Regions from separate parts of the Homo sapiens genome. Here regions 1 and 3 are each linked to region 2. Evidence: chromatin loops called from intact Hi-C (ENCODE). Cell type or tissue: dorsolateral prefrontal cortex. All regions are shown on one strand. Links, peaks and the distances in the headings refer to the core of each region. The heading gives the core; the rest is flanking DNA. Region 1 overlaps ADAMTSL1 (ADAMTS like 1). Region 2 holds the start of ADAMTSL1 (ADAMTS like 1). Region 3 overlaps ADAMTSL1 (ADAMTS like 1).

What was found. Hi-C counts contacts between places; a loop is a spot of excess contacts. Peaks named below come from ENCODE experiments on the same cell type or tissue, not always from the same donor. Only the 100,000 strongest peaks of a DNase experiment are listed, where the experiment ranks them.
Region 1: it touches region 2 in a loop (2.5-fold over the local background); 4 of 110 quality-filtered maps call a loop at or near these places.
Region 3: it touches region 2 in a loop (2.2-fold over the local background); 4 of 110 quality-filtered maps call a loop at or near these places.

The regions. Positions count from the first base shown.
Region 1 is chr9:18,610,902-18,619,483 of GRCh38, reverse strand. The region is part of intron 4 of ADAMTSL1 (ADAMTS like 1); the gene reads right to left. Among named protein-coding and RNA genes, the nearest start is that of MIR3152, 42 kb to the right of the region's middle. In dorsolateral prefrontal cortex, for the core only: no CTCF peak of the experiment used is centred there; no DNase peak of the experiment used is centred there.
Region 2 is chr9:18,470,841-18,479,422 of GRCh38, reverse strand. ADAMTSL1 (ADAMTS like 1) reads right to left here and starts at 5,270. Exons shown (of 29, transcript NM_001040272.6): 1 at 5,128-5,270. The coding sequence starts at 5,190. In dorsolateral prefrontal cortex, for the core only: no CTCF peak of the experiment used is centred there; a DNase peak (open chromatin) is centred at 5,202; H3K4me3 peaks cover 1,195 bases.
Region 3 is chr9:18,600,904-18,609,485 of GRCh38, reverse strand. The region is part of intron 4 of ADAMTSL1 (ADAMTS like 1); the gene reads right to left. Among named protein-coding and RNA genes, the nearest start is that of MIR3152, 32 kb to the right of the region's middle. RefSeq lists an enhancer at 2,197-2,806. In dorsolateral prefrontal cortex, for the core only: no CTCF peak of the experiment used is centred there; no DNase peak of the experiment used is centred there; H3K4me3 peaks cover 599 bases.

The DNA.
Region 1 (8,582 bases), core at 2,245-7,244, 140 kb before region 2:
TTTTAAATGGGCTTTGTTTAGCTTCAGAATTTAAAAGACTAACATCTCCCTGACACAATTGTTTTTTTTTTCTTCCTTTTCTCTGTTATCAATTCCTCTTCAAGATGCCAAAATCTTCTAACTCAATTATTTTTAAAATGTGGAATACTTTATATCAGATAAAATGTTCTTACTTTGGTCCAAGTGGAAAATTGTTTGCAGGGATATCAGGATAATCATACTTGACATATCTTAATCTGTTGATTTTGAGTAACTATTAGATTAATTAAAATTAGTTGTTACTTTAAGACCTACTATTAATAACAGAGAGAAAAATAAACAGAAATACAAAAATGGGCTTAATTGGCCCTCTGTGCACATGCTATTATTTTTTGCCTAGAATACTCTTTCCCTATTCTTTATTTGGCAAACTCCTACTCATCCTTCAAATCCCAAATCAGGCGTCTGCTCAAGAAAGCCTGTCCAGATTCCAGAGGTAACTGCCTTATTGCTGTATGTTTCCATAGCCGTTTCTTCATACCTCCATGTGGCAGAGGTTTCTGGTTGTCATCAAATATCCATCTTCTCTTATTTTTCTTGTACTGGACCCCAATTTTATCTGGGTTAGCATTATATGCAGTTAAAAGAATACATTTCTCATTGGTCATGAGAAAAAATCATAATTACTGAAATAAAAGTAGAAGTGAGGCTTCTGGGAAGGCTACTTAAAAGAAGCTGACTTGGCTGGGGAATGCCTTTTCTGCCCTCTGCCTTCCTACCTTCCTGCTGGCTCTAGCAGCCATCTTGGAAATGAGACAATCTTGAGAATGGAAGCCTTGTACTCAGAATGGCAGAGCAGAAAGAGAGAAAGATCCTGTTTCCTGAACCGCACTTGGACGGATTGCATCTTTTTTTTTTTTTTGTGAGAGAATAAATCTTTTATGTGTCTAAGCCACTATTATTTTGTTTTTTTTTTCATGTATACCCAATTCAAATTATTATATAACTTACATTGAGTTTATTAACATGTCTATCTCCACACAACATCCTGGGCTACCCGAGAACCTGTGTTTTACTAATCTTGATATTTCTGCTGCTCAGCCCAGTATCAGACATTTGAGATGCACAATAAACGCTGCTGAATCGATGAAACACATAATGGTTTGCTAATAGTTTCAATGTAGTTTACAGATAGGCGACCTTAGACTGCAGCCATTGACATACGAGTCTGCAAAAATGTGTGCATGCATGTGTGTAGGTATGTATATGTACATGTGTTTTTAACTGTGCACACAAAGAAACAGACATACCATAAATGACAGCAAGAGGCTAAACCTAAACCTCTGCCCTGATGCATCAACAAGAATTGCTGTAAAGGGCTATTATTTTTTAGAGACTATTTCCCAAGTACACCGATGTTAATTATTAGAGAAATGTCATGGAAGGCAATGTTTAGGTCACTGAGTTCCCAGACCCACCCCATTCTGGACAAAACATTTAAGTGAGATAATGACCACTCATAACTTTGGCAACTGCATGAAATTTTTTTGCAAACAGTGGAAAACTGAATATTTTGGTCTAATACAGTTTATTAGTACTCCACTATGAGGTGTCAGCTGGATGCAGTGGTCTGACCTCATCCTCATCCAGAATCACTGCACAGTGTTGCTTATTTTGCAATATTTTAATCTCAGGTAACAAAAAAGTAAGAAGCTCCAAGAAAAATTTAAAGAAAGGCAAAATAGCACCCTGAAACTTACCAAATTAATAGTGTTTTCATTGTTTAGATACCACTAGTGGGTTATCAATTTCTGCTTTCATATCTTAAATGTATGCTTTTTGTACCCTCTCTTATATACATATATGTGTACAAAGATACGCAGCCACTTGTCTTATTTTTGAGTTGAGCAAGCACACTTAACACTGATGATTTTTCTTTATTCTTCTTTCAGATTTACTAAAGGGAGGGAGAGAACTGCCCCCCGACCCAGCCCCCTCCCCCCTGCCAAAAAAAAAAATAAACTAGGATCATAGCATCCAATCCAAGTTGGCTCAGAGACTTAGTATGTCGTGCAGATTTTAGGCATCAGGCCTGCAGTAGGGGTTTCTTCCTTCACTTTACAGAGCTGATAGCAAGAGAACAGGCAGTATGCAAGACTGAAATTCTCTAGACACTGAAATATGTTTAATAAAATGTCTTCATTAGTAGCCACAGGAGAAAGAAAGATCACCATGCTAATAATTTGGAGAACATAAATAAACATAATCCATAAGCAGATATCATGCCTCAGACTGACATTCTTAGGATGGGTTCACAATGGCTTCATTTCAAATGGTTTCCCATAAGGAACTCAATCTAGCATCAAATACTGAGCCAGTGATGTCAAGCTTTTCTTGATCCAACATCATGAGGTAAGAAACTTTTAAAGCTTTCTATTTTCAGCACTGGGAAAGACAAATATGGAAAACTAAACTGTGCAAATCTGACCATAGCTGTTCTTATTTATATTTACTTAATTTAGATAGAACTTTATGGGTAACAGTGTGGTTTACATGGATTATCCTTTATTTACTAATTATTTTAATAAATAGGGGAGGGAGTGCATTTCTAACCTCATCCTCAAAAGATTTAGATATTCATTAATTTGCTTATGCTTAACCTTTCATTAAATAATAAAAAGATTTATAGCATATAAATAACCATAAAATTCACAAGAACAAATGAGTGAATGGAGCAAAAAGGCAAAGGTAAGAAAGATAAATCTAGAAATGAGAGAACTAAACATAATGCACACTATGCCGTCCTGTACAGTTGCTAGATGTGGTGGGGGGAGGTCACATCTGGATTTGAGCTTCCTAGAAAATAGGAACACATAAGCAGTTGTAAGAGTCAGAGAATCTACTGGATCTTTTAGAAAATGTATGCAATAATGTGTTCTTTATAGTAGACAATGAATATTTGTGTAATAAATGAATAAATCAAAAACCACTCGGGAGCACCATAATTAAAGTACCAAAATAATAGATACACATTAATTGTGAGTCTTCTGAAAGACAATGTCATATAACAATGTCCCAATAACATCTGAGCAAATACATACAAGCAGTTTCAAAGAGGTGGCTCTAATAACCTCTGATGAAGCCTAATGGTCAGGGGACATTTGATAAAAGCAAATTTTATGCTGGGTGTGGTGGCTTATGCCTGTAATCCCAACACTTTGGGAGGCCAAGGCAGGCGGATCACTTGAGGCCACGAGTTTGAGACCAGCCTGGCCAGTATGGCAAAACCCCATCCCTACTAAAAATATAAAATTAGCCCAGTGTGGTGGCAAACACCTGTAGCCCCAGCTACTCAGGAAGCTGAGGAATGAGAATTGTTTGAGCCTGGGAGGCAGAGGTTGCAGTGAGCCGAGATGGCGTCACTCCACTCCAGCCTGGGCAACAGAACGAGACTTTGTCTCCAAAAAAAAAAGCAATTTTTAAGAAGCCAAAACAAATCATCCAGGTAAAGAGCATTATGATGGTCTGATTTACTCCAAGGGCAGACTTTGGAGTACTTAGGGCAGGGCTGGCAAAATTCTGGCACATGTGCAGCTATACCTCCTACCAGGACCACAGTAGATATTACTAATCAGCAGCAGCACTCTCTGTCACTGAGGTTTTATGTGGCTCCAGATTCGTAAAGACACTGGGCTCTAGAAGCCGAATCCAATAGACTATAGTTGTCAAATCAGGAAACTAAACCCATTTACCATTTCAGAACCAGAGAAAGGAATTGGTTGCCTACCTTTTAGACAATTATCCATAGACATTATTTAACTTAAGATTTGAATGATTTCAAGTTCAGATTATAACACTGAGGTTCAGAGAAGATAAATTCCCCAAGGTCACATAGCTGGTGAATAACATAACCAAAATTCCACCTTGAGATTTTTTGACTATAAATTATAGTAGGATGCCCATTAACCATGAAAAGGCATACTATACAATATTTATATGGCAATAGTGAGTGGTAATAACAAGTTTGAATATTCTAATCAAGATCATTACCTCTAGAGCTACACTTACGCACAGGGATGAACGATGGTTTCATCTGTGATCTGTGCCTCAGAAGCACATATAGCAAGTGAAGGGGAAGGGGCTCAGCCCCAACAACACCTGCGGTCACCTCCTACCCCTCCCCCTGCCACACAGGCAGGCATACATACCTCTCTCATGGTTTGTTATGGGTACCAAAATTCCCTCTTTTACACACTTGGTTTTTTTGTTTGTTTGTTTTTTGTTTTGTTTTTGGTTTACAACTAAGGTTTCCAATATGAGAAAATAGAATCTCCAGTAATTCGCAAAGGTGGTAACAGTGCTCCATGAGCTATGTTTACTGTTTCCAAAAGCCTAATGGAAATATATTTATCTGCAATAAAACTACATAAGGTCACCAAAACACCAATCATCTCATTATACAAATAAGCTGAATCCTGACCCTTACTGTATTTATTTTTTAATTGCAAACTCAGGTCTTTTAGCTATAAAATGGGAAAACAAATTATTACTTAATACATGCAGTGTTTTGAGTAGATGGAAACTTCCAAAACACAAGGCCCATAGGAAAAAAAAAATAAAGGGCTCCTTTGTGTTAAGAAGTTGGGAACCACTGGTGTAGTCCTCTGTTTGTTGTTCCAATACCCTTGGGAGGAGTAACACATGAAGTTGCTGATTATACTTAAATTAGACCAAATCAACTGAGCATAAGGCATTACGCTGGCTGTTATGGTGCTATTACGAATACATATAGGTGGTAGGCTTGGTCTCAATCTAGGGTGAGGGGTTTTAATCAGATTATTTCCTCAGAACAGGTGAGAGTAGAAAGGGAGTAAGATCAGTATAACTAAAGGTCAAAGGGGCACGGAGGAGGAGAAAGACAGGAGGGAAACCTGCTTACAGAAGGAAATGTGAACTAGTGTTTGCCAAAACTTGCTATTTTTAGATACATAGCTTCTCACACAATTCTTGTAATAACCTTGAAAATTAGCTACAATTGTGTCTATTTCACAAAAATAAACCTGAAACAGAAAGATAACACAACTTGCCGCAAATCGCATTACTAGGATTTGTTGTCACCAGAGTTGAAGTCTAGGCTGAATAGCACTGTGTCATCAATGAGCATCTCTCTAGTCTATAAGATACCATGTTCCCCTTGAGGTTTAGATGGCAATGAAGAGACACGCAGAACGAGGATACACATCCTCCCCACACCTGGCGTTCTCTCTTCTGGGGTTTAGCAGTCATAGCCAGGACTAGCAAATTTCCTTGCAGGTTCACCAGACCCTTACAACAGCCCACAGTGTCCTACAGCATCTATGTGAACGACCTCTCTGACCTCACTTCCTCTGGCTCAGTCTCTTTGCTGTTCTTCAAACACAACAAACACTTTCTCATCTTAGGACAGCCCTGAGTTGCTACCTCTGGCTGTAACACTCTTTCTCAGGCACTTCGACGGCAGTTGTCTGACTCTTTGAAGTCTTCGTTTGAGAAAATTAATACCTTCTCAATAAGATCTACTTTGATCAGACTATTTAAAGCTGTATTTCTCCTCAGTCATAATATTTAATTTTTAACTTTTAAGTTCAGGGGTACATGTGCATGATGTGCAGCTTTGTTACATAGGTATATGCGTGTCGTGGGCTATATTGTACAGATTACTTCATTGCCCAGGTACTAAGCCTAGTACCCAATAGTTTTTTTCTGATCCTGTCCCTCCTCTCACCCTTCACCCTTAAGTAGGCACCAGTGTCTGTTGTTCCCCTTTTTGTCTTCATGTGTTCTTGTCATTTACCCCCACTTATAAGTGATAACATGCAGTATTTGTTTTTGTTTGTTTGTTTTTTGTTTTTGTTCTTGTGTCAGTTTGTTAAGGATAATGGCCTCCAGCTCCATTCATGTCCCTGCAAAGGACATAATCTCATTCTTTTTTGTGGCTGCATAATATTCCATGGTGTTTCTTTACCACATTTCCTTTATCCAGTCTATCATTGATGGGCATTTAGGTTGATTCCATGTCTTTGCTATTGTGAACAGTGCTGCAATGAACATACATGTGCATGTGCCTTTATAACAGAACAATTTCTATTCCTTTGGGTATATACCCAGGAATGGGATTACTGGGCCAAATAGTATTTCTGTCTTTAGGTCTTTGAGGAAGTGCCATGTTGTCTTCCACAATGCTTGAACTAATTTACACTCCCACCAACAGTGTATAAGTGTTCCTTTTTTTCCACAACCTTACCAGCATCTGTTATTTTTTGACCTTCTAATAATAGCTATTCTGACTGGTGTGAAATGCTATCTCATTGTGGTTTTGGTTTGCATTTCTCTAATGATCAGTGATGTTGAGCTTTTTTTCCATATGCTCTTTGGTCACATAAATGTCTTCTTTTGAGAAGTGCCTGTTCATGTCCTTTACCCATCTTTTAATGGCATTGTTTTTTTCTTATAAATTTGTTTAATTTCTTATAGATGCTGGATGTTAGACCTTTGTCAGATGCATAGTTTGCAAATATTTTCTCCAATTCTGTAGGTTGTCTGTTCACTCTGATGATAGTTTCTTTCGCTGTGTAGAAGTTTGTTAGCTTAATTAGATCCCATTTGTCAATTTTTGCTTCTGTTGGTTTTGGCGTCTTCATCATGAAATCTTTGCCAGTTCCTATGTCCAGAATGGTATTGCCTACATTGTCTTCCAGGATTTTTATAGTTTTAGGTTTTACACTTAAGTCTTTAATCCATCGTGAATTAATTTTTGCATGTGGTGTAAGGAAGTGATCCAGTTTCAATTTTCTGCATATGGCTAGACAGTTATCCCAGAACCATTTATTGAATAAGGAATCCTTTCCCCATTGCTTGTTTTTGTCAAAGACCAGACAGTTGTAGGTGTGCAGTCTTATTTCTGGGTTCTCTATTCTGTTCCATTGATATTTATTAAGCGTATTTCAATGATATTTGGATGCCCTGTTCACTGTCCACCTAGAACAGTGCCTGGCATACAGCAAGCAACTAAAATATATGTGTTCAATGAATGAATGGATTCAGCCTATAGGCAACACCACAAGTGACAGGGATATATTGCGATTTCAAAGAATTTTCCCCTTTGTCTCAAGCTAAAACATAACAGCTGTTACCATTTAAACTCTCTGCCACTGGTTCCAAAGACCAAAAGAACACTCTCTAAAAGAAAAAGATCTCTAAGGACAAATCATTTTATAACACTGTAATCTGAGAGTTTAATTTCCACTTGTCACCTTGCCTGCTATGTCTCTGGTCCTTCACCCACTACTCCAGAATTGCCTTGGGGCATAAATGCTCATTATTTCCAAGTGTACCTCCCTCTGACTTCTTTCCTGCTAGGCACAGTGCCCCAGGCTTCATGCCCTGACTCTGACACCAACTCTGGATCTGTAGATTCACTTTGTACTTGATCTACTGAGTTCCTGATTCCTGGCTCTTCCTAATAGACTTCAGCTTGGGCAACCCCCTGGCCTGGCTCTTCCCTTTACCTTTTGTGAGCTCCGACCCTTTGGCTGGTGGTCTGGCTGGGGCAAAGCCACACTCTTTCTGCATCCAACCTACACACTCCCACCTCCACCAAAGGGTAGGAACTTCGGCAGCCTCTGTGGTTAAATTATAGAGGAGGACGTGGTTTCATAGGAATAAACTTTTGCCAGGTGCTAATTTTTAAGAGTCCTATTTCTGTCCTTTATTATTTGAGCTAAGATGGCAAACATTTTAAATAATTTTTTCCTATATTGCCTTTCTTGAAGTCAAGAATCTAAACCATCTAATGGCTGGATAAACACTCTGAAAGGGAAAAAGAGAATAAGTAAGTCTGATTTCTAACGTTTATTAAAACTCTTCAGGTGCTCCCAGTCTGATTTATTGTGTTCTCGTCTTATTTACTTCAGGGTCTTGGACAAATTCTTACATAAATTTTTTGCTAAACACATCTGGATTTTTTTGTGTATTGTTTTTGGTGAAATTTGTTTCTTTAGTAGTCTTCAGCAAAAATCCTAAGAACTATCCTGGTATAGACATTTGTGCATACAGACACTACAATTCATTCTCAGCAGATGGTCAGGGACTGCTCTTTAGCAGGCTGTCTTCTCCCTCCCCTGCTTCCAAAATTAGGGTGTCTGGAGAATGCGAAACAAAATTATACAAAGGCCTGACCTCTGGCCTTGCTTCTGTCTCTCAGACTGTGAAGTACCCAAGAGGGAAAGTGTTGAATTTGGCCTCACTTCACATGGCATTAACTGTAATTCTTTGTGAATTGTGGTGACATCATGGTATACTTTGACATCACTGCTCAGACTCCCTTCTGCTGCTGGGCATACAGTACACAGTTTTTGTTTAAACACAAGAGTCCTTTGTTGAGAAGACAGGATAGCAGCTGGTATTCTGCCCTGGTACAAATGTGGATCTTACTGGAATGTGTCTGTTCAGTAAGTCACCACAAAGTAGCTATTCTACTATGATGGCTGGAACTCACACGTGTACCTCCGAAAATTTTTCTGGAAATTTATATTTAAAGAGTTTTAAATTCCAGATATGGTCCA
Region 2 (8,582 bases), core at 2,082-7,081:
ATATATTTCTCTAATCAAAATAAAGAATGCTTGTGGATACAGCAAAACTTTTTAATGGATTTATGAATACTGAGTTTCTTGGGAAAGACAATAAACAAAAAGCCTGAGGTCACTGTTGGCTGCAGATTACAGCCATTGGGCATCTTCTTGACGTGGCCAGAAAACTTAACTAACTGCCCTCCATGCTGGGTGCTCCAGTTAACAGAGTCCCTGAGAGGCAAAACAGAACAGTTAAGCTTTATTCAATGTAGGTTTTAATCTTGAAGTTCGGGAATTGGGGAGATTTAGTCATTTATTTTTGAGCTCATGGAAAGAAGGGGTTGATAGCAACAGCTTACCCCAGTTAGCAGGCAGGCTCCCCACACAGCTGTGCTGGCCTATTTCAATTAGGATCCTTTAGGACTTACATCACCTCTGGTATGCCAGTCCTAAGCCGCTCATGAGCCAGTACTGCCAATCAAGCCAAAATTCAACCACATGGTATGGTTTTTATGATGTAGACAGAAAATGACACGCACTTGTCTCATTCTGGTGAAAACACAAAGTTTGAAGCCAGCTCTCTAAAAGAAGAAAGTTAGTAACAATGACAAGACTGTAAAACTTGATTTAGACACATTTTCCTGTGATTATCTCAATACAGTTAACCAGTAGGTTATTCATGGTGATTGAAGGAATGCTCTCACTCAAGAAAAGGCTCCGGTCCTTATGCTACGAAGAGGTCACTTCTGGGTCACTCTACTCATGAGACCACAGAAACAGTAGAATATGCTTACTGAGAGGAGGGCACAATTAAACTTACATAGCTGGACCTGAGAGCGTGTCATTCCTGGAAACTGGAAGATACATGAATTAAAAGCAGAGCTGTCACTTGACCAAAGAAACAGAACTACACATATGAATTTAAGAATCACTGAAAATATGAAGAATTAAAGAACCCTTCGATAGTCTCTGTAAGTCATTTTTTCTCTTCATTTAGTTCACAAACTGTATCTACACGGCACTCTACTAGGTGCTTCGGGAAAAGCAGAAATTCATAGGACCCAGTATTTTTCCTGGAAGAGTTTAAAATTATATTCTGAGTAAGCCATAATAAAGGGGAGAACCAAAACACCAGACCATGTCTCATGCTAATATAATCCCCAAGCAAAATACAGCCCAAGTAAACTAAGTTTTTAAAAAACATGAGTAACTTGTATAGAGTTAACGACACTTAACTGATAAAAATTGCAAACCCTAACTGTAATATTGTTAGTAGGATAGAATCAACTTAGGAGATGTGAATCTCCTAAGTTAGAGTAATAGCCTACTCCATGGTGTGTTAGAAGACTGCTTTCCAATTTATACATACATAATAGTAAATGGGCATCAACATGTATTAAAACATACAAATGCACAAATACATACATGCATTTATTTATTCATTCTCTTTGTCTCTCAAAAGACTTCAATTTCCATATGCTTTTTCAAGGAAAAACTTTCCTGGTGTAACAAGATTCTTCTGTAGTTCACTAGTGACCACTATTGGACACTCTTCCCTCAACTTATATGAAGCAACAGAAATGGTGTTATGTGAAAATAATAATGGGGGCCAGAAAGTGGTCCTGAACACACTGAAACACTAAAAACAGGAGCCTGAGTAAACAAAAATGTAGCTGGCCATGTCTAGACAAGAAACTTCACAAAAACATGAAGAAAGTGATTTTTAAATTTTAAATGCTTCATAGCGTTCTGTAGATCTATGCGAAAAGTCTTCAAGCTTGATTTAAAGACAATCTAGGTCTGAGAAAAAGAAATCTGTGTAGAGTGAACAATTATAGAAAAGTGCTTGTGCATGCACATGAACACACTGACATACATGCTGCTGGAACAGGCCGCGGTCTCCTGTAAATAAGGGACTTAACATTCATTCCACAAGCTAAGGGTGCTTCTCCCCATCCAAGATAGATCCACTTAGATAATAGTGGGAGAGAGTGCCAGAGGGACTGAAGGGAATGGGCTATTGTGTTTGACTAGTTGCCATGTATAAATTAGTACAGAGAAGAAAAAGAAATTCAACAGGAAAACACATGTACTTTATTATAATTCCTAGTGTTACTCTTGCAACTCTCACAATAGCAGGCAAAAGAGCTTAAAACCGTTTAAAAGAAACAAAAGGCAAATGCAAATTTGATTAAATGCCTTTCTGACAAGAAGTGATTTGACTTCAAGTGTAGATGGACACATATGTCAATGGCCGGTCATGGTTTTTGCCACATTCTTTTTGAGCTAAACAATTGGGACAAAGGAGAGAGAATAAATACGAGAAAGCAGAATGGGAGGATTGAGAAAATGGCATTATGTAGCTTAATTTCACCTGAATATCAAATGAAATCTCTTGATCAGTACTACTGTCCTACTGTGTCCAGAATATAAATTTATGATATAAGTTCTGTGCATGAAAATATGGGTGGTAACGTAAAATAGATTCAACACCCATCCTCTCAGAAATAAGTTCCAAGGGGAAAGGATTTTGACAGAATGAAGGCTGAACAACCTTCAATATTTGTACACACTCAAGAACCTAGTCATGATACAGATGATTCAGCTGTCAGTGAAATGAGGGATATTTTAATAAGGTAGAAACTGGGCTTGCCACAAAATAGACAGGATGTTTTCCAATTAAGTTACAGAGACCTTTAGAAATTGCCCCAAATAAGTCCAAGAATAGACAGAATCCTTGCAATGTGTAAATGAAAACAAAAACAAAAAAAAGACTATAGGAAAAACAAGCCCCTCAATTCAATTTCTCTATCAAGTTTGAAGGTTGAGCTGATGATGCCACACTTCTAGTTCTAAATCAAGTACACAACAGGCTAAAGGTCACAATCTCTTAAGCCAATAATTAAATTTAATGCTAAAGGGGGCAGTTAATGAGCAAGTTTAACAAGTGCTCATGATATTGTACATATCTTTAATGATCAAGATGATGCAGAAAGCCTAAATATCTGCAACAAAGGGTACAGACCAACCTGCACCACTGTTTTCATTGTTCTTAAATATTTACAACCACCATACGAAGCAAACATGTTCTATTCTCTCCATTATTTGACCTTTGGGTTCAAATGCAAGCTTATTTCATTGCCTGAAAAAACGGGTTTAAAATGTCTTATCTGTATGATTATTGTAAGGATTTATTGTAATGATTTTCAAACAACTAGCCACATTCAGACACAAAATACATGACAGCTATTACTAATGCTGTTATTGCTTGGCAAAGGGATGTATGTAAACATCAGTCAGTTCTTCCTTTTGTAGCATAACTCTCAGATTTCCACTTAATTTAAATGCAGGCATAAAACAAACCTAGGTTTGTTTTAATTTTATCTTTATAATACAATTATTGTAATTTAAATATGATATGTTTTAAGTCCTTCTGAAATAAGCATACATACCTTTTCATTCCACATAAGTCAAATTATATGCTCTAATACATATATGAATATTCAAGATATCACAGAGGGATATAATGCGTTTACCAAATGGATAGCAAAACAATCTATTCCTGAATGGGAAAGTTTTACTAAAGTATAATGAGATCATACTTCCATATGAAAATATCAAAAAAGTAATGTATACTGGTAATTTGCTTTATGATGCAATATAATGGGAAAATAACACACACTTAAAAAAATCACAAAGAAGGAAAGATGAGACAAACTAATGGTGTATACAAGTAACACATCCCATATGGAAAAAATGAGACACCTTTCATAAATCGCTTGCTCCACAAGTCATAAAGCATACCTAAACATTCTGTTCTTTGTATTTTTCAGAACAGCTAAAACTTATAGTTCATTCATGCTTGAAATGTAGTTTACCTTTAAATTTCTATGAAAAATTAAAAATTTATTTCTATATTTATAGCACTTGCAATGCAGCATTATAATTTCTTAGCTACAATGATGCAAATCATTAAGAAGTGGGAATGTATAAAATATTGAATCACTGTCTGATTACTCTATTTGATGAATCTCCTGGACTTTTTCAGTTTGTACCAAATGGCTTTCTTCCCTACTTCAAAATTATAGCGCAGATCAGATTTGTCAGAATATAATCAGAACAAACATTCCTTCCCCATCAAGGAATCAATGCAACCTATTCATTTGCTACATTTTTACCTTGTTCTCTTCCTGCCTTGTTACCTTCTGAGGAAGTTCTGGCATGTTATAAATGTGACAGGAAAAACTACAATCACATTTGTTTGGATCAGTGTGTGCAAATTTTGGAATCAAACCTTCAGATGAGGTTTACTAAGCTGCCTGCCCAGAACACTCTGGTTTAAAAAATGTGCATTGCTATTAATATTTTGAGTGTAGATTTATTTTGGACAGTAAATGTTCATTTTCTGCCCATAAAACCAAGTATGAGTCACAACGGAACATTTACTTCGAGTCAAAAATGCAATGTGTACTGACGTTCAAGAGCAGAGCATCTTATCACTATGACTGTGGCAATCAGCCGTACTAAAAGTCACCATTCCTTTTTCTTCTTTAAAAGTAAATTTGAGATCAAAGGCCATAATCCTCAATTCATAAATCCTAGCATTAACTTCTATCCATAAATGACTTGCAGTAATTAAGAGCCATAATCTGGGTTGGCTGCAAAGAGGCTCTCATTCCCCTCTTTACCTGGTTCCATAGTACATGTGCATAGATGGAAAGTAATTCATTAAAGGCGGTACGGGCAAGCTCTGCAAAGCCTATCCATCAAAAAATTCCAGGAACACCACAGTGAGTGAGTTTAATTTCAGGATGTCTGTTATCCAAATTCCAAGCATACACACCACCATATATACAGTCCTCAGCTCCCAAACTCCATGCAGTATGTCCCAAAGTTCATGTCTCAGTATCAGTATTACTGTATAGCAGTAACTAATTCCAGAAAGTCTTGCAGACTTTATCTTGCTTGGGAAGTTGAGGTTAAAAGTTCTAGAAGGAGTATTCTCTCTTTGTAATCGTGTAAATTATTTTACCTGGAGTTTTAAGATAAAGACACACACACACACACAAACACACATACACACACACACCCCCAACAGCACCCAGACTCAATGGCAATAGCAATGCATTGAAATGAAAAGGCATTTACCAGGAGCAGGAAAGCCAGAAAGAGGAGCAGTGTGCCAGGAGTTGCCCGACGGCAGCATTCCATGCTTGGATCCTTGCCGGAATCAGAATCGGACACTGAATAAGCTGCTAAGTGCTCCTCTGCCTGCTGTCACATCCAGTACTGGTGCTAACACTCCAGTCCTGCCTATCAGCTTCCATCAGCCCCTCTCACATTTCCTGACCGAGGGGTGGGTGGGTGGATGGGTGGGGGGTAAGCTGAATGGAATCTCTCTCGGAGCAGGCAGCCAGCCAATCAGGCTCCTGCTAATCAGACATGCTGAATAACAAAGCCAGGAGGACAGAGAAAGTGTAACGGTGCGAGCAAAAAAGGGGGAAAAGGACGAAAAAGAAAGGCGAGCGAGCAGCAGAGCGAGAAGGGAAATGCAAAAGATGCAGAATTGCAAAAGATGAAGCCAAGCACTGTGCTTCCCATGGACCTGGTTAGTTCTTTGTGAGATGCATTTCTATTTGCCATTTGCCTGTGCTGATGTCTGTTGCTTTGTAAAGTACAGTAGCTCCCTGTGACTGTGTATTGTTCCATTCAGGAGAGAAACTTAATCCCTGTCAATATATAACATATGCCATAAAGGGAAAGAACCATAGACAAAAACCGACTTAATGTGCCCTGTAAATGTGTTCTGTACAACTGTTTTATTTCGCCTCCATAAAGTTCCTCTTTACTTTCTCTCTTGACTTGCAAAATAAATACTCTATACATTTTCTGAAGGTTCCTCACTAAGCCTAAACAGTGGCATAAGTTATTTTGTGTTATTAAGGACTTAATTTGGGGGGAAAAAAACAAAGCAAGTTGCTTCTCTGTAAAGTGACAATTGAAGGCATTTAAGATTTGCTAATTGTAAAGGCACAATTAGAAACTTAGATCCCCCAGTTTAAAAAGAAACCCTCAACAAAGACTCCAGGATGAGTGGGGCTGAAATTTGGGGTTGAGGAGCAGCCTGGTTTTGATGCACTGCCAACTCTCAACTATCTATTTTAGCCACGGGAGAGAAAGAAAGGATGAATTAAATCCTCAGTTAATCCCCAAACCTTCTTTTAACCAAGTTTCAGCTTCCTCCGCACCTCACCCACGTCCTTTATCAGAGCTGTTATAATGCAGAAAAGGCTGAACTGAGTTTTACCTCATTTTTCCATCCACTATTGCAAGAGGGTTGGATGGGATGACCTTGGAGGCCAGTCCAGCCCTGAAGGAAGTGCTAATGAGCAGTGAAATGACGACAAGGCCAGCAACAGCAACGAGAAGGTCAGGAAGCTTCTGAAGCTGCTTAATCCACCAGCAAGGGAGATTTGACTCTACTAGAGGAAGGTTTTATTACAGTTTTAGAAAAGTGTCAAATGTCAAACAAGGATGTATTTCCCCTTATCTGCAAAGGAAATCATTGAGTTTTGAAAGAATAAAAGAGCAGCCCTGGCCTTACATTGCCATAGGTGTGTCATCAGGACGTTTTCCCTTTTCAGATCTCCTGATAGCCCAGAAATATATGCAGTGGAGGTACAAGACATTTAGAATTAATGTTCTTTCCTTTCATTATTAAAAAATACTGACAAGAGGTATGAAACACACGAATATGGAAAACCTGATCAAGCCATAATGGGCATGTGAATACAGGCAGGTCTGCCTATGTACATACCTGCTGCGTTGCTTTTCAAAAAGGTGAAGAAAAGCAGGTTGTTCAACTTTAGGTTACCTACTTCATATGGTATATCAATTAAAGAGAGAGAAACTTTAAAAATCCTATTTTCATGCTGTTAGGAAAGTCAAGGTCATACAAAGATTATCCTTTGTTCTCAATATTAAGTATGTGGACCTAGAAAAATGGACAGTACAAATCCATAACAAAGAGAGCCCATTCTTGAAATATGCTTTTCCCTTTTAGAAAGATTTGTTTTACAAATCTCTCAAAAACTAGCTAATGCTCATAAGCTAAAGCGTATTCACAAGTAGATGTAAAAATGCTTAACTTTGTCTTTCCACTATTGTTTTTGTCTGAAATCCTCATCACATTAAAGAAAGGTGATTGATTGAAATAAACTTTCATTCATAAAGCTATGTTACATGTGTCTCTCTGTTACACACCAGAGCTTTCTGCTAAAGGGTTTATTTTTTTCCCTCCTATCACAGTCATTAACTGAAGAGTTTCAGCTAGTTCTATTAATGGAACATTTTACCTAATACCACCTCCTCCCTCTTCACACATAAACCCTGCTCATTAAGCAGATCCAAAGGGAAGAATAGGTAATGGGAGAAAGAAAAGTAGCAACAAAGCTAATGATGAGATACTATTTGTAGAGGAACAGAAAAATAATCAGCATGGTCAGAAAATAACTGGGAACCACTTACATGCTAGTTTAGATTCTTTTCTGCTTTGCAAATAAATACTGCCTAGGTATTTTGAGTCAGAAATTTCTGCCTTGAAGTTTTAATGGGCATGCTAATGTACAGCAAGATGGTCATCTCAATGAAGTCACCGAATAATATACTATTTTAAAGTTAAGCCCTCAATCACCTGTTGAATGCCTGGAGGATGCCCACCACACTGTCTCATGCTTCTGATTCCTCACAGCATTTTCTTTCCTCTTGGGAATACCCAGAGAAACTAGGAAAAGCAATTGCACATCCAGAGCTACACAGTACAGGTGAAATTACAAATTTACTATAACTTCAGAAAAGGGAGAACAAAATCAAGTTGGGTTAAGGTGACTGGGAAAAGTTTTGGTCATGAACTAATTTTGATGATGGCCAAAATGTACATGCCATCTTTATGGTTTACAAAGTGATTTTACATTTATGATCTCATTTGACCTTTGTGACTACTTTTTGAAATTAAGTAATCACCCCATTTTATGTACGTGGAAACTGAGGCTCAGAGAAGTTAAGTGACTTGACTAAAGCTTTGCTGGCTAGAACTGGCCATTGAGCCACGGTTTACCGAATCTAAATCCACCCTCATCTCATATTCATATATATGCATTATATCTATATATGATGTATACACATACATATATTCAGATGTTGGCAGTGATGTTGTTGAAGGGGGATGTTTATAGGAAAAGGAAAGTAGGCTACCAGGGTTTACCATGGGTATATGTTACCTGACGATGGAAAGTATCTTATTTTAGCCTCCAGCTTCTATGTGTCTTGACTTTCTCATTTCTAAAACGTTTTCAGCACCTAGGAAAAGTAATGTAAAACTTTAGGTAATCTAGATCCATATTAATGGCAACCGGGGAAAGGCCACTTACGGCATCTGAGCAGGGCGTTGGCCAAATTCCTTTTTTCCTCTTCAGGTATCTAAATTAAAACCGTCTGCAAGTGTGTGAGCAGCAGCACTAGCAGAAGCCGTGGCAGCTGAATAATACTGGTTACTGGCTCCATGCACAACATATTAGGTGAAATGAAATCAGAAGCAAGAGAGA
Region 3 (8,582 bases), core at 1,867-6,866, 130 kb before region 2:
CTCCTTGAGAGGTCAGAGCAGATGGAGTTCCATTGGATAATTTTTTTTTTTTAACTTCCCTCTACCCTGCTAAAGTAGCCAATGGAATACCAGCAAGCATGGTTGGCTCTTTGGGAAATGACCTCTGGTAGGGTTCTGTTAGAAATGAAAAATACTTTTCTGAAATTGCTGTGGAGTAGCAAATCATCTCCTCTGCATTCTACTCAAATTAAAGAGAAATGTTTAGAATTCTGAAAACATCCTTCCTTAGCTCTCCAACTCCAGGACTACTGATTTTTCAGAGTTAATTCAGGAACCACTTTCAAATATATACAATCGAGTAACTATCATTAAATTTATCTGTCAGCACAAAATAGAGATTTCTCATAGTCATTCTTCTAAAACCTAAGGTGCTGGGAAAGACATATTTTCAGGGACTGGGACAAGTTTTCTCCTTTTTTCTCCTTTGGAGTTCCTGCCCATATGAATGTATCAATATGCCAGTTGAATGTAATGAAAGAAAGTGGGCATTCAGCAACCCATCTTAGTATAAGGGATATTCAAAATTTATTTATTTTAATGGAGAAGAATCCCTGAATCTAAATGAATAAGCCAAAAGCAAATCAGTTACGATCTTTTTAAAAGGAAAAGTAGTCTTCTGGAAGTTGGGAATTTAAATTCTTATTAATCAGAATTAACAATGAACCAATCAAACAGGAGTCACAAAATCCTAAGAGAAAAGTGAGCTGGCTGATTTTTAATGATCCCCAAATTTCCAGAGCCAGATGAAAGGTGAGCTGCTGGATATAGTGATGGGACTGAGTTGGAAGTAGCTGGAGGTAGCAATTTGGCTACTCTTTCTAACTCTAGCCTTGTGGGTTCAGGATAATCAGTTACATTTTGCTGAATCACTGCACTATTATGACAATGGAAAAATGAGCTGTTTCTCCTTTCATTTTAGACAAAAGCAAATTCACTCAAAGGCGCTGAGATGAAAAGAAAGGACTGCATACATTTTCCCATTCAGAAAGATTAAGATTCCACTAACCCCCCACTCACATGCATAGAAATGAATTCTTTTTCTTTCCTGCTATAGTCTAGTTTAAATCCAGCTGAAACTATAAATTCCAAATCTGACAGAATTCAACACACAGCATATATCTAATTAGAGAGTGAAATTAAATCGTGTAGTAACTGGAATATTTAAGTTCAGAAATTTTTTAAACACTACAGTTTTATAATAGTTATTGGTGTTTAGTCAGTTGTCCCAAACTAGTTAAAAAGAATTACCTTAACACAGGAAGTGTATATGCTATCTTCAAATCCCCTTAAAAGTACCCAAATTACCTGCTTCTGTACCCTAACCTTACTGCTTCATGGTGGACCATGGGAAAAGAAGAAAAGGCATTTCCAATTTTTATGGTTCACACCACAATCAAATTTGGCTATATTGCATCACGTTGCATTTCTTCTGCATGTATTATGTATAAAAAAGCATGTAATTTGCAATAAGTGGTTTATGTCCGACAATGATAGACTAGATTAAGAAAATGTGGCACAAATACACCATGGAATACTATGTAGTCATAAAAAATGATGAGTTCATGTCCTTTGTAGGGACATGGATGAAGCTGGAAACCAACATTCTCGGCAAACTATCGCAATGACAAAAAACCGAACACCGCATGTTCTCACTCATAGGTGGGAACTGAACAATGAGAACACAGGGACACAGGAAGGGGAACATCGCACTCTGGGGACTGTTGTGGGGTGGGGGTAGGGGGGAGGGATAGCATTAGGAAATATACCTAATGCTAAATGATGAGTTAATGGGTGCAGCACACCAACATGGCACGTGTATACATAGGTAACAAACCTGCATGTTGTGCACATGTACCCTAAAACTTAAAGCATAATAATAATAATAATAATAAAAGAAATTATGAAAATGCTGCATGGAATCATCACCAAAGATTATAGTTTCAAATGTATTGCATAATACAGCGTCAATTAAAAAAATTTTGAGTCATTTGAAAAAAAATATGCAATGCGTTCTTTTCAATATATCTATGTGAATCTAAATTGAAAAGTCCCCATATTCTACAAAGTGGGTCTATCAAATGCCATATTCGATAGAAAAACATATTTGACCACGAATTTTATGGTTTTCAACAGTTGTTTCAAGTGAATTCTTGGCAGAGTGTTGACCTAGACTTCGGGCTGTTTTTCAACATTAAAATTTTACAATCGAAAGTTGAACTATATTCTGTAGGTGCAGGCATGTTCCAGTGAATCACAGGCTGGGATACATATCAAAGGGGAGATGAACACATTTCTTACTAGAAGAATTTTTATGAACATGCTCCCCACAACATTTAGGCATTGAGTTGTCAGATGATTTCCAACCTCAATTTCAAAATTCTTTTTAATGAGTGTGTTAAGAGCAAGGCTTACATGGATTGCTCATTGTTGGCTGGTTTGTCTTTTTCCCTAAGATAACAGCAGTTGTTTGTCTCAGTGAGATCTGGTCTTCACAGCTGGAAGCCACAAAACCTTTTGTCTTAGGGCAAGTGAATGGAGGTTGTATCTCAGTTGGCAGGAAGGGAGAAAATAAATACTGTGAGCCACAATTATTCTGAAGAGTGGGAAATTACATTAGGAAATTATAGACTGCAGCAGCGGATGGTTCTCACTTACCAAACTTGAGGCCGAGAAGAGGCAATAAATAAGAAAACTGGGGGGGAAGGAATTGTGGTGTTTATGAAGTACGGTGTGTGGATCAAGTCCTGTCAGGTGTTTTACAGAGTTCGTGAAGCCTGTAAAACAAACTCTGCAACTGAACAGGTGACAAAACCAAAGCAACTGCCTATATCACCTATCTAGAAAATGACAGAATTGGGATTTAGTCTCTTTAAAAAATGTCATTCCTATTACACTAGGTCACCTAATATACCAGGGGACTTTCAAGCAAACAGTGTGTATCCTCAAGAGGTCAGGCAGCACCACATGTACTAATCAGCTACTCATGCGAGCGCTCTGTTTAGAGAAATGGTTTTTGAGGGAATGTTTAGAGCATTTTGTTTAAAAACCTAGCCCACTACATCTCAATCATATTTCCTAAGTTTATTTCTCAGCACCAAGCTAAAGGCACTCAAAAAACAAAGATATTCCCAAAGGGCAGTTTCTCAGGAAACAAAAACTTTCAAAAAGATTCCAAGGCTTTTCCTAATAATATGAAAACAACCCCCTTGAAAATTTATTTTCAATGCTTGCCTATAGCTTGGCTTCAGCATTGACTCGGTTATTACCTTAAACAGAGGAAAAACATCTCCAGTAGCAGTTGGCATGACTGAGGAGAGGGGAGGAGGGAGAGGGAGCAAATGGAAACAAACTGAACTCAGCCCAAACAGCTCGCATCTGGGCGGCCTAACCCTGCAGAGACCTTCTCGCCAAGCCCTGCCAAAAGCCAGCAATCATGACCCCAATGTGAACTTTTGGTTTGTACCACGCAGTGTCAGAAAGGGGTAGAAAGCCCAGAATGACACACTATCAATTCCAGAGCATGCTGACTTGAACACACAGTTCACACAAGTAGCACCTACCTCTGCTTCCACCACCCAGCCTGGGTCAAGCGTGACGCAAGGAGAGTGTGTTCCAATATCAAAGCACCTTTATACTCAGCTTTGACCCCTTTCAGTCAAAGGTAAAATAAAAACATTTAGAAAGCATGTGAATGGAATATTTGTACACTTGTTTCTATTTGTGAACCTCAAAAAATTACACAAAATCAGGAAAATTGGCAGCTTTAGCACCAAAAGTGTTCAAGATTATAGTACCGGGGTGATGCAGTTACAAAATGAGGGATATAGGAAGAGTTACGTGGGAAACTCATCTGAGGCCTGATGCTGTCTCTGGGCCTACACCAAAAGCAGGCTGTCTTTTCTGTTCTTCTTTCCCAAGGTGGAGTGCAGAACCCATTGCTGAGTACAAACATGCTCTTGCCTTAAAATGTGTAGACTGTCAAGATTGCATGCCTGAAGCAAGTGTTTTTCTGATAGTTCCACCAGTGATAACTTCTTTTGCAATTGGGATTAGAACTGTTTTCAACATAACCGCTTTTTCATCTACAATGCCAGCGCTTGGTCCTAATTGGATATTAGGGAAAAAAGGCTCATTTTGTAAGCAGTCATTTAAATTGCAGATGTGGATTCAGCCTGCCAAACATGTACTGGCGATCATAAATCAACAACTGCATAGATAAACAGGTTGCCACTCTCTGAAATACCCCATTGGTATGCAAAGAGGCACAGTTACACTTTTATTTTTTTCCTGCAGAGAGGCATCTCACTATTTTCATGGTTATTTTCTGAGCTTGGGAGCAGAAGAGGGAAAAAAGGTAGGGAAGAATACAAGTGAGAGGAGTTCCATGGCCGAACATTTGTAAATCTCCTGGAGAAGCTGAAGTAATTTTAGTATCATGATCTCCACTACAGTGAGCATGTCTTTTAATCAACACTCTTTATGGGAATGGTATTGTCCTAGCTGTTAAAGGGTAAAAGACTCAAAAGTTGCAGCAGCTATGCTCTAGAGGGCTTCATAAACTAAGAGTAGGCATGAGTAGGAGGCAGAACTGGTGGGAATGTAAAATGGTGCAGCCCTGCAGAAAACAGTATGGCTGTTCCTAAAAAAATTAAACATGCAATTACCACGTGATTCTGTAATGCTACTTTTGCGCCTATCTACCTACAAGAATTGCAGACAAGGACTTGAACATACACTTGTGTGCCTATGTTCACAGCAGCATAATTCACAATAGCCAAAAGGGGGAAACAACCCAAGTGTCCATAGATGCCAAATGGATAAAATGTTATATATTCATACAACAAAATATTATTCAGCTCTAAAAAGGAATGTAATTATGACTTGCTATGACATAGAAGAACCTTGAAGACCTTAGGTTAAGTAAAATAAACCAGACAAAAAAAGGACAAATATTATATGATTTCATTATACTAGGCACCCCAAATAGTCAAATTCATAGAGAAAGAAAATAGATGGTGATTACTGGGGGTTAGGAAGAGGGGAAAATGGGGAGCATAGAAAGTGAAAGTTTCCTCTTCAAAGTTTTCCTTCTTGTTAAAGAGTAAACCATAAGTGTTAGAAATAATAGTTTCTTTTAAAGACTAACTTTCCTCAAGCCTCCTTGCTTTGTGCTAATAACTCTTTGTTAAGCCCTACCCTATGTAATTGTTGGACATGCTCACAGGCACGTTCCAGCTTGCAGCCTATGCCCCTTCCTTATTTGGAAATGTTATTGCCTCCTTAAACCTTTTGTAAGCAAATTCTTTGTTCTTCCTTGCACTTACCTATTTAGGAAAGTTTTAGGCTGTTAGCAAATTGGGTGTCAGTTTCAGAATATGAGGTCCAGCTCCAGCCAATGGATGCAGGACACAGCAGTAAGGACAACCCAAATGCATAGGGATAAATATGCCTGCTTTTCCTTTGTTCAGGTGTGCTCTCGCCATTGTTCCATCTGCGACTGAGCACCCTTTCTGCAGAAAGTAAAGATTGCCTTGCTGAGAGATCTTTTGTCTCTGTACTGTCTTTTCTTTGTGGCACCAATTATCTATTTCTAACAATTTTGGTATTTCTAACAGGGAGTTATTGGTTAATAGGCATAGAGTGTCAGTTTGGGAAGATGAAAAAGTCCTGGAGATGGCACAACAACGTGAATGTATTTAATGTCCCTGAAGTATATACTTAAAAGGGTTCAAATGGTAAAATCTATGTTACATTTTACTATAATAAAAAAAGAATAGGAGGCAGAAAAGCAACAGACACAGAAGCAACTAATACAAGGAATACATAGAGCTGTGTCATTATAGAAACAAATAAAAGTAAACATCTGCTATGTGGGTTGGTTGTTGAGGAGGTATGGAATGATGCCTCTGCCCTAAATACCAGCTGGTCCTATGGCCTCTTTCTAACAAGATGTGGACAAAACTCCATGTGTTTGCACTCACTGTTCTTCTACTGAGCAAGACATATATGGACCCAACAATACTGCATAGTACAGTATAGCACAGTATAGCATAGCATAGCATAGCATAGCATAGCATAGCATAGCATAGCATAGCATAGCATAGCATAGCATAGCATAGCATATAGCTTTGGAGACAGATGGATCTAAATCTGAATCTAAGTTCTGCTATTTATTAGCTGCATAACTTTTTCCAAGTCACCTCATCTTTCTAGGCCTTGGTTTCTTCACCTGTAAAATGGTACCAATCATACCTCCAAGAGTTGTTGTTATAAGGATTCAACAAAGGAATAGAAAGCTCTCAGAGTTTAATCATGGAACACCTACCATTACTATTAATGATTACAACAACAAACCCAGCCATAGGGGTTGAAGAAGAACAAAAGTAAGTGGATGTTAGTTGGTGTTTTAAAATATTATTTTCTGATGTTCTTCAAAAGTCAGAAACTTAGCTCTCATTTTACGTAAAAATATTTACCTCATTTTTTACCTCTTAGAAGTTGCCTATTGATCTAAGGAAGAAAAATGGGAGTATTTAGAAAGTAAGTATCAAAAATTCAGAGAAAACTCACCCACACAAACACACAGTCCCTTCAGTGGGCATTCCAGTGTTGCCAGTTCTCATTGTCCGACCTACTTAACTTCATGTGTCAGATACCTTTCTACAGGGAAGAAAAAGTCTCCATAGACTAGATATCATAGATTACCTACAGAAATGTATTCCTTTATCAGTATGGACAACTGAGAAGTGACTGTGTCTGACAGATTTGTTTGAGAGGGAGAATAAAAGGAACTTGTACTAGATTTGGGGTACAGATGGGGCTGATTTCTCAACAACCTGGGAAGGGTTGATGGAGGAGGTGAGATGTGAGCTCTGAATTAAAGAATGGCAGCAATACCCTGGAACAATAAAGGCAGGCTGCCAAGTCCCCCCAAAATCAGAACCAGATTAGAAGCCCAGTCTGGGGCTTGAATCCAGGTGGGTCCTGATTCCAGTGCTGGTACTGTGCAAGACACATTCCTCTACGCTGCAAACCAGAAACATTTCTTATAGCCCCACAAAATCTTGCTGGAATCCATTAAGAAATTGTTTGAACCCTGGTGAACTTTTGGCTAAAGAAGAGAGGAGGCTCATGTTTGCAGCAGAAGTTTCGTTTTGTCCTAGTGCAAAAAGATTTTAGTATGAACCAAGACAGAAGTTTTCCATGGCTTGTCTATCATTATCAACTTCTGAGCACTCCCAGCCTAACAAATACATCCACCAAAGCATAAAAGATGCAATTCATTGTAAAGGCAGCAGAAGAATGACTCAAGATATGACTACCTTCTCATAGGCAGTAGGCAGTAGTGAAATCACATCCATTCACTAACTAGGAAGACATTTCTTATGCAGAAGCCTGTACTGCATTGCCCTGCTTACAATTGCTAACAATCACGAAGATGGTAAAACTTTAATGAGATTTACAAAACTATTGCCTTAATAAATTCTTTCCTGTTATAGGAAAAGATATGAGATATTTCTCAGACTGAATCTCTAACCAATAAAAATGTCATTTTTAAAAGTTCTAAGAACCTTCTGTCAAATTATTTTACTATACATCAGAAGCTATGTACTTCAATATACACTATATATATAATATCTATGGAAATGTATAGATATGCTACATTACATCTATATATAATGTATATTATAATGTATAATGTAATATATAAATGTGTATATATGTGCTACATTATACTATACATTATTTATGATGTATGATATATGCTACACATATTTAATAAAATCACCTTTCATATAGACCAAATCCCTAATTTAGAAATAAATATACAAAAATAATTACAGACCTGGCACTATGCCCATGGTCACTTATAGCATCCCTAGGAAATCCTCACTGGCCATGACTGTGTTAGTCACTCCATCCCCTGGCCATGGCTAATTAATTCAGTAATAGAGACACTTAGACTAGGCCAGACTCTCTTCCCTGGGAATTTGAAAATTGGCTGGAGACAGAAAGAGTCAGAATATGATTAGAGCTAAGTTATTTTTTGCCAGATCTGTGCACACCTGTAGCTGAGGACCTCAAAGTTGCCCTGGCACTTGTGCTTCTTGAGGCCTGGCCTTTGAGCTTTCTGTTTGGTTCTAGTTGCCCAATACTTATTTTGCTAAATACATAGTTGATGTTCTTGTCATTAATCTTTATCCTTTCAATGATTCATCCTTTTGATCTTAGGTTGAGCAGACTAAATTTCTATTGCTTGTAACCAAAAGAATCCTAAAATAGAGTATATGTATTTCACCAGGAAGGGCACTTATTGTCCTATTCTGGAGCTGAGTATACAGAAGGAAACTCTATTAGGAAATGTATTCCCAGAGTTTTCAAAAGGAGATAGAGAAAACTGAGAGAGTTAGTTTAAGGTTTTGAGAAATCAGAAAGAAAAGAAACACAAGTGAAGGAGAATAATGCTGAAGGAAACCAATAGGAAATTGACAATACTCTGGATTTGAAAAGCAGTAGGCTTTAAAGATGATGTGGGGGTTGGAATCAACAGGAAGAAAGAA